2 separate regions of the Homo sapiens genome follow, and region 1 is linked to region 2. Evidence: chromatin contacts called from ENCODE Hi-C or POLR2A ChIA-PET data. All regions are on one chromosome and are shown on one strand. Each heading gives the region's core, a stretch centred on a gene start or an enhancer-like site at or near the end of the contact. The rest is flanking DNA. Distances are from core to core; before and after follow the strand shown.

What was found. Hi-C counts contacts between places; a loop is a spot of excess contacts on that map. ChIA-PET counts read pairs that join two places held with the same protein, here RNA polymerase II (POLR2A). Pooled maps may share reads with other maps.
Region 1: a pooled map shows a loop between it and region 2 (3-fold over the local background). The contact joins the enhancer-like site here to the promoter of DUS3L in region 2. A Hi-C loop is called at or near these places in 5 of 50 pooled maps. POLR2A ChIA-PET finds 5 or more read pairs at or near these places in 2 of 52 experiments (Caco-2 and activated CD4-positive, alpha-beta T cell).

What each region holds. Positions count from the first base shown.
Region 1 is chr19:5,583,158-5,589,409 of GRCh38, reverse strand. SAFB2 (scaffold attachment factor B2) reads left to right here. Exons shown (of 21, transcript NM_014649.3): 19 at 1,430-1,542; 20 at 1,643-1,709; 21 at 2,011-2,411. The coding sequence ends at 2,167. Among named protein-coding and RNA genes, the nearest start is that of TINCR, 18 kb to the right of the region's middle. RefSeq lists enhancers at 1-254, 2,351-3,343, 3,198-3,492, 3,238-3,532, 3,512-3,571. Within about 2 kb of position 3,414, at least 14 of the 41 ENCODE cell types and tissues checked have a DNase peak (open chromatin) inside an H3K27ac peak, as active enhancers do.
Region 2 is chr19:5,789,601-5,795,447 of GRCh38, reverse strand. DUS3L (dihydrouridine synthase 3 like) reads left to right here and starts at 4,285. Exons shown (of 13, transcript NM_020175.3): 1 at 4,285-4,404; 2 at 5,113-5,401; 3 at 5,729-5,847. The coding sequence starts at 4,307. RefSeq lists an enhancer at 4,103-4,562.

The DNA.
Region 1 (6,252 bases), core at 2,165-4,664, 210 kb after region 2:
TCCAGCTCTGCCAGGGACTTTGACTCGGTGCTGTGCCGAGTGTCCCAGGACACCCGAAGCTTCTCCTGAATCTCTGGGCAGCACAGACGGTGGCAGTGCTCTGATCAGTTGGTGTGAAGTGTTCTCTCCTGTGAGACTTCATTAGCATTCCTGTCCTGTCGCTTGCTGGGTGTTATGGTAAATACCTCGGGAGTGTAAACGGGAAACTCACCCATGGTGAGCAGCGGCTGGGCGCCATCGGGTCACCGAGGGCAGGTTCCACACGGGAGCTTTCCGCTCCCTCCAGGGCGGTATTGCACTTGCCTGGCAGTGCGCGCTGGGGGCTCTGGTGGCCCCTCTCGGGCCTGTGGGCTGGCTCACTTGGCCTGACTGTCACTGCATCCGGCAACCCACAGCAGGCAGGCACTCGTGCAGATGGGTCTGGCTGCTTTCCTGCACGGCCACTGTGACTGCTTGGCCACTTGGGACTCAGGACACTGGACTCGGATTTTCATCTCCCAGAGTTTGTCTGAAACTTTAAACAAATAGCTTTCTTTAAGTATAGTTCACACGACACACACTTCCCGTTTCACGTGTGCAGTCAGTGGAGGTTTGCGTGTACGTGGATCTGTTTAGCCATCCCCACGGCTGATTCTGAAGCATTTTCATCACGTCAAAAGAAACCCTGCCCCTTTTAGCAGCTGCACCCTCCCCCCTGCCCTTGGTAGCCACAGGTCCCTTTCTGGCTCTGGATTTGCCGTCTTGAGTCATTTCTTGGCCTGCGCGGTGTGCCTGCTGGGCCTGGCTTCTCCCTAAGCCTTGGGTATTCAGGGCTCATCTCCACATGCTGCCTGGGCCAGCGCTTCCTTCCTAGTTAGGGCTGAACATTCCATGGTCCAGACACACTACATAGTGTTATCTGCTCATCAGTTCATGGGTGTTGGGGTCCTTCTCCCTTTGGCTGTTAGGAATCCTGCCGCTAGGAACATTCATGCACAGATGTCTTTGGCCATGTTTTCATTTCTGGCAGGTAGGAATGGGTTTGCTGGGTCATGGTAATTCTGCGCTTAACTTTTTGAAGAACCACCAAACTTTTCCACAGTGGCCACACCATTTTACATTTCCACCAGCAGTGGACAAGGGTTCTTCCCTTTCCTCGCACCCTCCACGGTGTGTGTTATTGTGTGATTCTAGCATCCCAGCCAGGGGGAGGTAGCATCTCGGTGTGGCTCGGATTGGCATTTCTGGGTGGCGTTGAGCACCTTCTCACGTGCTTACTAGCACATCTGTCTTTGGGGAAATGTCCCTTCCCTTGATTTGCCCACTTGACATGCAGCCCTTGTTGTGTGGCATGACCCACCATGCAGCTGAGGTCAGGGTGGGTGCGCCTGCTGCCGACACAACCCTGGAGGCTCATTAGATGGCTGCATGTCTTTTTCTTTTGGCAAAGGGGTGGCCGTGACTGGGGAGAGCACAACCAGCGGCTAGAGGAGCACCAGGCACGCGCCTGGCAGGGTGCCATGGACGCAGGCGCGGCTAGCCGGGAGCACGCCAGGTGGCAAGGTACGGGGCTGGCTCCAGGGACGAGGGTGGCTGTGGCCCCCACATGTGTCCAGGGGCTTCCCCAGGAACGGAGTGTTTGCAGACCCTTCTTCTCTTCTAGGTGGCGAGAGGGGCCTGTCTGGGCCCTCGGGGCCGGGGCACATGGCAAGCCGCGGTGGAGTGGCGGGGTAAGGTGTGTCGTCCGTGGAGGACGGTGGTTCACTCCTGCTCCTCACTTCCTCTCCCTTTTTTGCATGTTTGATCAGCTGGCTGGGTTGGATGTTATGAAAACAAAGCAAAAAGCAGCTCTTTGCAATTTATGCAAATAACGCTCTTGAGTTACCTGGAATACAATGTGCGATGATGATTTTTCTCACCTGGAAAAAAAACCCAAGCGCTCTAAAGGCTGCGGGACCGTTACTGAACCCATGTTACGATGAAAACGCTGAGCACTTCAAGGGGAAAAAAATTGTCTGACTTTGTTCCTAGGCGAGGCGGCTTTGCACAAGGTGGACATTCCCAGGGCCACGTGGTGCCAGGTGGCGGACTGGAAGGTGGCGGAGTGGCCAGCCAGGACCGGGGCAGCAGAGTCCCTCACCCACACCCTCATCCCCCCCCGTACCCCCACTTCACCCGCCGCTACTAAGTCCCACTCGCTGCGAGTTTTCGGGTGGGCAGACGCACTGTTGAATCTGGTAGCCAGGGTTCCCTCGAACTTGGGGGATCTTTTTAAAAGCAAAGTAAATCCTGCCACCATGTTGTAGCTCAATACAATGTGAACTCACTTTTTTTTTTTTTTTAAATAAATGTGTTCTTGTTCTGCCATTTTTAAATCAAGGTTTCTGTTAACGAGGCATTCCATTTTCCATTAATAAAGTTTACCATTCGCAGTCTTGCGTGCGCGTGCACATGCGTGAGTCCTGGTGGCCGTAGAGCTCGGGATGGGACCAACCCTGGGCGCAGTGGTGTGACCACATGGTGACTGTTGGCTCTGCCAGGTGCTGCCAAAGTCTTTTGCCTGCATCATCCTGCTGAGTTGTCATAACCACCTCAGGAAGTGGGCTGTCCGGGTTCCCATCATGGGATGAAACTGAGGCTGGGGAGTCAGCCCATGGGAACTAGGAATTCTTCAGGGGGTGCTGTGCACCATAGGGCCCTCAGACCAATCCCTTTACCCCGAGCCTGTCTCTGCGTGGGTAGTGGTGAGGGCGTGCCAGGCCCTGGGGAGCCCTCCCCCTGCCACCTCAGTCTGGGGCTGTGTCCCATGCTGGTGTGTGGTGGGCTCTGTCAGGGAGGGTCCGTGTGTGGTGGGCCCGCCCCTCCCCTGGCTGCCAAGTGTGTCCTGCTCAGTGTCTGCTGCCAGCAGCTGGTTAGGAGTGGGATGGCGCTGACTCGGTGATGGGCCCACGTGGTAGAACTGGTCCCTCCGTTCTTCTGGAAATGTCCATTTGTCTGCAAAAGTGCATTTGAGTGTGATGCCCATTTTCTTCCTTAAAGACTGTGCCAGATGAGGCACTTCGCTGGCCGGGGTAGCCCGCAGGCTGCCGGCCCATGCGCGCAGCCCTCCGTGCCAGGGCCCTCCAGGGGCCGGCCACTGTGAGGCACAGCTGTTCTGTTCAGAACTGCTGGTGCATGAGCGGAGCTGGTGCTGGCCAGGGGTAGGGGCTGCAGGCATCTTGGGGCAGAGGATGGTGCATGGGGTTGGCCTAGTGCCCTCTCGGCGGGAGGGGCAGCCCAGCCCGGTGTGGTGTGGTGAGAGTTAACTGGCAGGGCCACCTGCTGGGGACCTCTTTTCCTCCCCTCCGTATCTAGGACAGCCACCCGCAGGCCCCTCCTCCAACTGCCGGTTCTGCTGGAGTTCCCCCCGCCCCCGCTGGGAAGTTAAGTTTTTAAAAAGCCATGTTAAAATCCAGCCCAGCTTGCCACAGACACCAGAGCATGAAAGGCAGGTTGGCCCTGGCCCTCGGCGTCCTGTCTGGGCCTGAGCTGCCGTGAACGCATTCCGGAGCCTCCCCCACGGTGGCGGCTTCTGGAGTCATTTTCCAGTGGCAGGTGGACTGGGCGCCACGCCGCCTCTGTGTTGCACATGGGGTCTTCGCGGCTTGCCTGTCTCCCCGACGAGCCAGAGTCTAGAAATTGGGGTTGAGAGCTTCCCTGTTGGGCAATAAAAGGCAGGCTTAGCCTGCGTTGAGGAGGCAGCCTGGGATTGGGAGCAGGCCCTGTTTTCAGACCTCGGTGTCTCAGATGTCACGGAGCACCCCTTCCTGGAGGTGGGTGTGGCCTCCTGAACTATGAAGCAGGGGCTCAACCACTGCCAGGCTGCTCTATGGGAGCTGGAAAGGGAACCAGTCCCACTGGACATCCTATGGGGGCAGAAGAGCCCTGCCCTTTCCAACGAGCCGGGCCTGGAACCAGCTCTGTTCCACGCAGAAACAAAGCACTCGAGTTACCAGGACGGCTGTCACAAAGCACCATAGACTGCCTAAGGAAGCTCATTGGCTCTCAGTTCTTGAGGCCAGGAGTCTGAGATCTGGGTGTGGGCAGGGCTGTGTCCTTCCCAGGCTCCGTCCTGAGCCTCCTGGCTTCTGACAGCTGCCGAGCACCTCTGGGCATTCCTTGGTTTGTAAAAACATTGCCCAGTCTCGGCCTCCATCCTCATCATGTGGCCTTCTTCCTGCAAGCGTGTTTGTGTCCTGGTTCCCCCCCCCCTCCTTTTTTTTTTTTTTTTTTTTTGGAGACAGTCTCACTCTGTCACTGCTGGAGTGCAGTGGCGAGGATCTGGGCTCACTGCAGCCTCCGCTTCCCAGGTTCAAACGATTCTCCTGCCTCAGCCTCCCAAGTAGCTGGGATTACAGGTGCCTGCCACCACGCCCAGCTAATTTTTGTATTTTTAGTAGAGACGGGGTTCCACCATGTTGGCCAGGCTGGTCTCGAACTCCTGACCTCAAGTGATCCGCCCACCTCGGCCTCCCAAAGTGCTGGGATTACAGGCGTGAGCCACCGCGCCTGGCCTGTTTCTTTAATAATTGAGCATAGGTACGTTATATTAACTCAACTTTTATTTCAAGAGAGAAAAGGTGGGTGGAACAAAATACGTGTTATGAAAAGGAGATGCTGATGGACGTGTGGGTGGTTCCCCCCTTTGGGCAGTTGTGTGTGAATCACGCTGCCGTGAGCATTTATGGATATGTATGTGTTTGAACACCTGTTTTCCATTCTCCTGTGTATATACCTGGGACTGGGATTGCTGGGTCCTATGCTGACTTTGTAACTCCCTGTGTTTTATTTCTGGAAGTATAGCCAGACTTTTCCACAGTGGTGGTACCATTATACATTCCTACTAGCACTATATGAAGATTCCAATTCCCCTTTTTTACGAGACAGGGTCTCGCTGTGTCTCCCAGGCTGGAATGCAGTGGCGCGATCATAGCTCACTGCAGCCTCGAACTCCAGAGCTCAAGCCATCCTCCCACCTTGGCCTCCCAAGTTGCTAGGTCTACAGGCATGAGCCACCATGCCTGGCCTTGGTATACCATTTGGTGGTGAATTTTGTTATGTATCATTTCCCATCGTTTTAAAGACATTTTTAAAGGGGAGGGGGAGCTGTGGGGGCATCACGGGAATGAGAGCCACTGGGGCAGAAACAGGGAGCTTCTTGAGAGCAAGTTTAGGAGCCAACTGCCTGGCACCCAGCCTTCTCACTACCTGCCTGCCCACGGGCAGGTCATTACTGTCTGCTTTAGCTGCTTTAACTGGAAGGAGGGAGTAATCATTGTAGTTGCCATATGGGATCTTTACAAAGATTAGTTAATCCACATAAAAAGCTTGGCATACAGTAAATGCTTAATACATGTTGGCAGGCCCTGGGGAGCCCTACAGGAATAGAGCCTCGGGTGCTCATGTTTCACAGGGGCCCTGGCGAAATGCAATGCCAGAGGTCTGGAGGGGGTCCCGGTGAGGAAATGACCAGCTCCAGCCATACAGAAAGAAAACAGCAGAATCAGAATTAAGACCTTATGGCCTGGCGCGGTGGCTCATGCCTCGAATCCCAGCACTTCTGGAGGCTGAGGCGGGTAGGTCACCTGTGGTCAGGAGTTCGAGACCAGCCTGGCCAACATGGGGAAACCCCCATTTCTACTAAAAATACAAATATTAGCCAGGCATGGTGGTGGGTGCCTGTAATCCCAGCTACTCGAGAGGCTGAGGCAGGAGACTTCTTGAACCCTGGGGGGCGGAGGTTGCAGTGAGCCGAGATCGCGCCACTTCACTCTAGTCCCGGGTGAAAGAGCGAAACTCCATCTCAAAAAAAAAAAAAAAAGAAAGAAAAAGTAGAATTAAGACCTTACGAAATGTCTCCACAGCTACAAAATGTGTCAACTTCACCAATTGCTAAATTTTGTATTCATAAAGATTTCATTACATTTCAAAACAGCTCCTAGGTTAGATTTTCTTATTCCCAAGGAACTCCCAAGCCTCCACGATGATTGCCAGTCTCAAATTGCATGCATGACTCCTAGTCACATAATTTCAAAGGCAAAGTTAGAACAGGGCCTTTTGATTCCAAAAAAACCCAACAACCATAAAGTCGACGTTTAACGGGGATGCCGTGCCTTTTAACAGGTTTGCCGGATTGAGGGGCAGGGCTTCCTTGAGTCCCAGTGACCCACGGGAGAGGTGAGGCTGTTCCTACCTGGTCATACGATGGTGACAAATCAGGGTTCGGATTCTGCT
Region 2 (5,847 bases), core at 3,036-5,535:
AAGCTGTCTGGGGTAGTAGTGACATGATAAGAAAGAAAAGTGGGAGAACCTCAGAGGGGAACGGAAAGGCACCCCTGGAGGGAGGAGTACCCATCCCTGGATGGTGGACAAGCCCAGCTGGACAAGAAGTCTCACCCCGGCCAGGCGCGGTGACTCACACCTGTAATCCCAGCACTTTGGGAGGCCAAGATGGGTGGATTGCCTGAGGTCAGGAGTTCGAGACCAGCCTGGCCAATATGGTGAAACCCCATCTCTACTAAAAATACAAAATTAGCCAGGCATGGTGGCGGGTGCCTGTAATCCCAGCTACTCAGGAGGCGGAGGCAGGAGAATGGCTTGAACCCAGGAGGCGGAGGTCGCAGTGAGCTGAGATCGTGCCATTGCACTCTAGCCTGGGCAACAAGAGCGAGACTTAATCTCAAAAAAAAAAAAAAAAGTCTCACCCTGACTGCTTTGGTTTCTTCTGGTTTTATTGATTTATTTTTAATTTTTATTATGTGTATATATATATTTTTTTGAGACGGGAGCTCACTCTGTTGTCCAAGCTGGAGTGGAGTGGCACGATCTCAGCTCACTGCAACCTCCGCCTCCCGGGTTCAAGTGATTCTCATGCCTCAGCCTCTCCAGTAGCTGGGATTACAAGCACCTGCCACCACACCCGGCTAATTTTTGTGTATTGTTAGTAGAGACAGGGTTTCAACATGTTGCCCAGGCTGGTCTTGAACTCCTGACCTCAAGTGACTCAACCGCTTCGGTTTCCCAAAGTACTGGGATTACATAAGCCACCACACCTAGCCATTTATTTATTTATTTTTAGAGACAGGGTCTCACTTTGTTGCCCAGGCTGGAGTGCAGTGGCACAATCGTAGCTCACTGCAGCATCGACCTTCCAGGCTCAAGCAATCCTGCCTCAGCCTCCCAAGTAGCTAGATCCACAGGTGCATGCCACCTTGCCCAGCTAGTTTTTCCATTTTTTTTGCAGAGAAGGGGTCTCCTCTCTAAGTGGCCAAGGCTGCTGGTCTGGAACTGCTGGCCTCAAGCGATCCTCCTGTCTCCAAAGGGCTAGGATTACAGCATTAAGCCAAGGTGCCCGGCCTTTTGCACTTTTAGATTCCCGGGTTCCACCGTTTTATTCCCAGGTTGTCCTACAGAGGGCAGCCAAGGCCAGAGATGGAAGACAAACTGCCCGCTCTCCCCTCAACTTTCTCCCAGGTCCTGTAAAAGCAGGTTCCAAGCCTGTTGTGGCCTCGGGCAAATCCCTTCCCTCTTTGGGCCTCAGTTTCCCCATCTGTTTTTGTTTCTTTTTTTTTTTTTTTTTTTGAGACAGAGTCTCTCTCTGTCACCAGGCTGGAGTGCAGTCGCGCGATCTTGGCTCACTGCAAGCTCCACCTCCCATGTTCAAGCGATTCTCCTGCCTCAGCCTCACAAGTAGCTGGGATTACAGGCGTGTGCCACCACACCCAGCTAATTTTTGTATTTTTAGTAGAGACGGGGTTTCACCATGTTGGCCAGGCTGGTCTCGATCTCTTGACCTCGTGATCCGCCCGCCTCGCCCTCCAAAAGTGCTGGGATTACAGGCGTGAGCCACCGCGCCCAGCCTAAGGGAGATACTTTTATCTGGCCCATTTTATTGATGAGGTGACTGGGGTATGAGGGGGCTAAATGAGATGCCCAATGTTTCCAGCTGGTAAGTGGAGGGGCGGGGATTCAAACTTGGCTGAGTCCAGAACCCTGAATTTCCTGTGCACACCAAAGCTTCTCCAGGAATAGGGAGTTTTAGGGGGCACAGCAGGGCTTGGTGGGGACGCTGGGAAATGCTGAGTAGATCCAGCTTTCCTTGGCGCACAGCCTTCCGTGGCTCTCATTTCACTCACGTAGAAGAAGACCAAGTCCTTCTCAAAGTGCACTGGGTCCTGCAAAACCTGCACCTTTTCACCTCCCTCCCCTGGCCTCCTCCTTCTGTCCTCCTTGGACTCTCTGCTCCAACCACATGGGCCTCCTCAATGTTCCTCCAACATGCCAGGACGTTTCCTCCTGCCTCAGGGCCTTTGCACTGGCTGTTGCCTCCACCTGGGACACTTTTCCCTCTGATATCCCTACAACTCTCTCCCACAGCTCTTCCAAATACTCTCAAACATGACCTTCCCCAGGAAGCCTTCCCTTGCCAGCCTGTTAACAACTGCAACTGCAGCAGTGAGCTATAATTGCGCCACTGTACTCCAGCCTGGGCAACAGAGCAAGATTCTGTCTCAAAAAATAAATAAATAAGTCTATTTTTAAAAATAAATAAGTAAATAAATAAATTTAAATAAATAAATAAACTCTGTCTCTCAAAAACAATTAAAATGTGGCTGGGTGCGGTGACTCACACTCAAGGCAGGTGGATCACTTGAGGCCAGGAGTTTAAGACCAGCCTGGCCAACATGATGAAACCCCATCTGTACTAAAAATACAAAATTTAGCCAGGCATAGTAGTGGGCGTCTGTAATCCCAGCTACCTGGGAGGCAGAGAAAGGAGAATCGCTTGAACCGGAAAGGTGGAGGTTGCAGTGAGCCGAGATCGCGCCACTGCACTGCAGCCTGGGTGACAGAGCGAGACTTCCTCTTAAAAAAAAAAAAAAGAAAAAAATTCCAACAGCCAAGGGTGGCATTCCCAATCCACCTTACTGCTTTATTACCTACTCACTTACGGTTTAATTTACTTATGTACAGTTGACCCGCGAACAACGCGGGTTTGAATTGCATCCATCCACTTATAAGTGGCCTTCGAAAAATAAAATACAGTTGGCCATCCGTATCCGCGGGTTCTTTAACCCCTACCAAATGCGGAGGCAGGATGGGAAACCTGCGGATACAAAGGGCGGATTTTTCCTATACAGGGATTCTGTTGGGCAACTGGGGGACGAGTATACGCGGATTTTGGTATATGCGGTCTTGGAACCAATCTCCAAAATTCCGAGGAGTATTATGTTTTTCGTCTGTGTTTCCGACTCCCAAGTTAGCTCTTAAAGGTAATGATTTCTCCGTTTTGTTTACTACCACGCCCCCAGCATCTAGCACAGCATCTGGCATACAGATGCTCAACTAATTATTTGTTGAAACTAATGTCCTGCATAAAAGTAGTGTAATTTACTTTTTTTTTTTTTTTTTGAGATGGAGTCTTGCTCTGTCGCCCAGGCTGGAGTGAAACGGCCGATCTCGGCTCACCGTAACCTCCGCCTCCCAGGTTCAAGCGATTCTCCTGCGTCAGCCTCCTGAGTAGCTGGGATTACAGGCGCCCATCACCATGCCTGGCTAATTTTTGTATTTTTAGTAGAGACGGGGTTTCGCCATGTTGGCCAGGCTGGTCTCGAACTCCTGACGTGCCCACCTCGGCCTCCCAAAGTGCTGGGATTACAGGCGTGAGCCACCACACCCGGCCTTATTTATTTATTTATTTAGAGACAGTCTCGCTCTGTCCCTCAGGCTGGAGTGCAATGGCGTGATCTCAGCTCACTGCAACCTCCACCTCCCGGGTTCAAGCGATTCTCCTGCCTCAGCCTCCCAAGTAGCTGGGATTACAGGTATGTGCCACAACGCCCAGCTAATTTTTTATATTTTTAGTGGAGACGGGGTTTCACCATGTTGGCCAGGCTGGTCTCAAACTGCTGACCTCAAGTGATCCGCCCGCTTCGGCTTCCCAAAGTGCTGGGATTACAGGCGTGAGCCACCGCTCCCGACCCCTAATTTACATTTTTAAAAACCCTAGCAGGGGCCGGGAACCATGGCTCACGCCTGTAATCCCAATGCTTGGGAGGCCAAAGTGGGAGAATCGCTTGAGCCCAAGAGTTCAAGATCAGCCTGGGCAACCTGGCAAGACCTCGTCTCTACAAAAAATTTAAAAATTATCCAGGCCTATTGGTGCATGTCTGTAGACGCAGCTACTTGGGAGGCTGAGGTGGGAGGATAGCTTGAGCCCAGGACGAGGCTGCGGTGAGTCGTGATCGTACCGCTGCACTCCAGCCTGGGCGACAGAACGAAACCGTTTCAACAGAACAACAAAGACAAAAACCTCCAAAACACCCTAACAGTTAAATTTCCTCAGTCCAGAAGCTGATTGCAGTCCAGTTCGCAATTGGCCAGGCTCTAGTTTATATAGGACCTGAGGCTCCACCCATGTGCAGGCACCGCCCCCGTGGCGTCACGAGCGAGCAATGGCGTCATTGGAACGACATGAGCATGCGCACTTCCCCAGCACAATCAGGGAAGACACGCGTGACCCGGAAGGTCTTCCCGCCACACTCCAGAGCGGATGTGAGGGGCGCCGATGGCGGAGGGAACGGCGGAGGCTCCTCTAGAGAATGGTGGTGGTGGCGACTCGGGAGCCGGAGCTTTGGAACGAGGAGTGGCGCCCATTAAGCGTCAGTGAGTCGCCGGGGCAGGAGGGAAGCTGAAGGGCCTTTTCCGGCACCCATAGCGCGGTCCGAGCTGTGCATGCCGGGAGATTAGGCAGCGGCTGAGGGCGAGAAGCCACCGGCTCTTCATTCCGGGCCGTTCTTCCGCCTGCAGGGTGGTCAGCGGAGGTACCTGAGATCGTGCACGTTGGGGCCTGTCACATGCGCGAAGGACACCACGTGCATGCTAGGGCAGGTGGGATTTGAGGCCAGGCCCGCGCTGCATACTGGGGATTGTAGTCCCTGCATATGGACGTACGGCGCATGTGCTCTGCCAGCGGCCGTTACTGGCGGGTCTTGGGGTTGAAGCGAGTGCCGCGGGGCGTGCTGGGGCCTGCGGTGTTTGAAGGGCCGAAAGGCGTGCTGGGAAATGTGGTGGCTTAGACTCCGCTTCAAGGCATGCTGGGAATTGTAGTTTTTCGCAGCCTAACGTGCGCAGGGACGTTCTTGACTGAACCTGATAATAGTTTCGCGCAACACTTTGGACAGTGAGGACCCAGGGACAAAATAGGTCTTTTTTGAGGCCGTGAGGGGCTCCCAGGCTGGGAGCTGGCTGGTTCTTAAGTAGTGAGCTCCCCATCAGCAGAAGGATTTAAGGACGTGCAAGTGTTTCTAGCCTCCTTTCCCCAGTGTTTATTGACTATGTTCGGAGGGTTTTCCTTTCCCTTTCTGTCGGCAGATACCTCACCACCAAGGAGCAGTTTCACCAATTCCTGGAAGCCAAAGGGCAGGAGAAGACTTGCCGGGAAACCGAGGTAGGAGACCCTGCTGGCAATGAGCTGGCTGAGCCTGAGGCTAAGCGGATCCGACTGGAGGATGGACAGACGGCGGACGGGCAGACGGAGGAGGCAGCAGAGCCCGGGGAGCAGCTACAGACTCAGAAGAGGGCCCGGGGACAAAACAAGGGCCGGCCCCATGTGAAGCCCACGAACTACGACAAGAACAGGCTGTGTCCCTCCCTAATCCAGGCAAGTGCGGCCACGTGAGCATTCCTGCCGGGGCAGGCAGGAGCAGGGTGTGTTTCCTGGCAGCGGGTAATTGTTAGAAAGCTCCTGGGCCTTCAGCAACGAGCAGTGAGCTTGCTCTGATGCCATTCCGTCTTCATTCTCCTCGGGATACATTGTAGGGCTTGTCATTGTTCTCATTGTATAAATGGAGATGCAGAGGCACGGTGAGGTGCCTGACTTGCTCAGGGACACAAGAGCCAGGAGGGGTGATCTAGAGTTTGAACCCTGGCTGCTGGGCTGCCCCGGGGTCTCCCTGTCCTCCCTCACTGCTTCCCTGTTTCCTCGCAGGAGTCGGCTGCTAAGTGTTTCTTCGGTGATCGCTGCCGCTTTCTGCACGACGTGGGGCGCTACCTGGAGACCAAGCCGGCCGACCTGGGCCCCCGCTGCGTGCTCTTCGAGACCTTCGG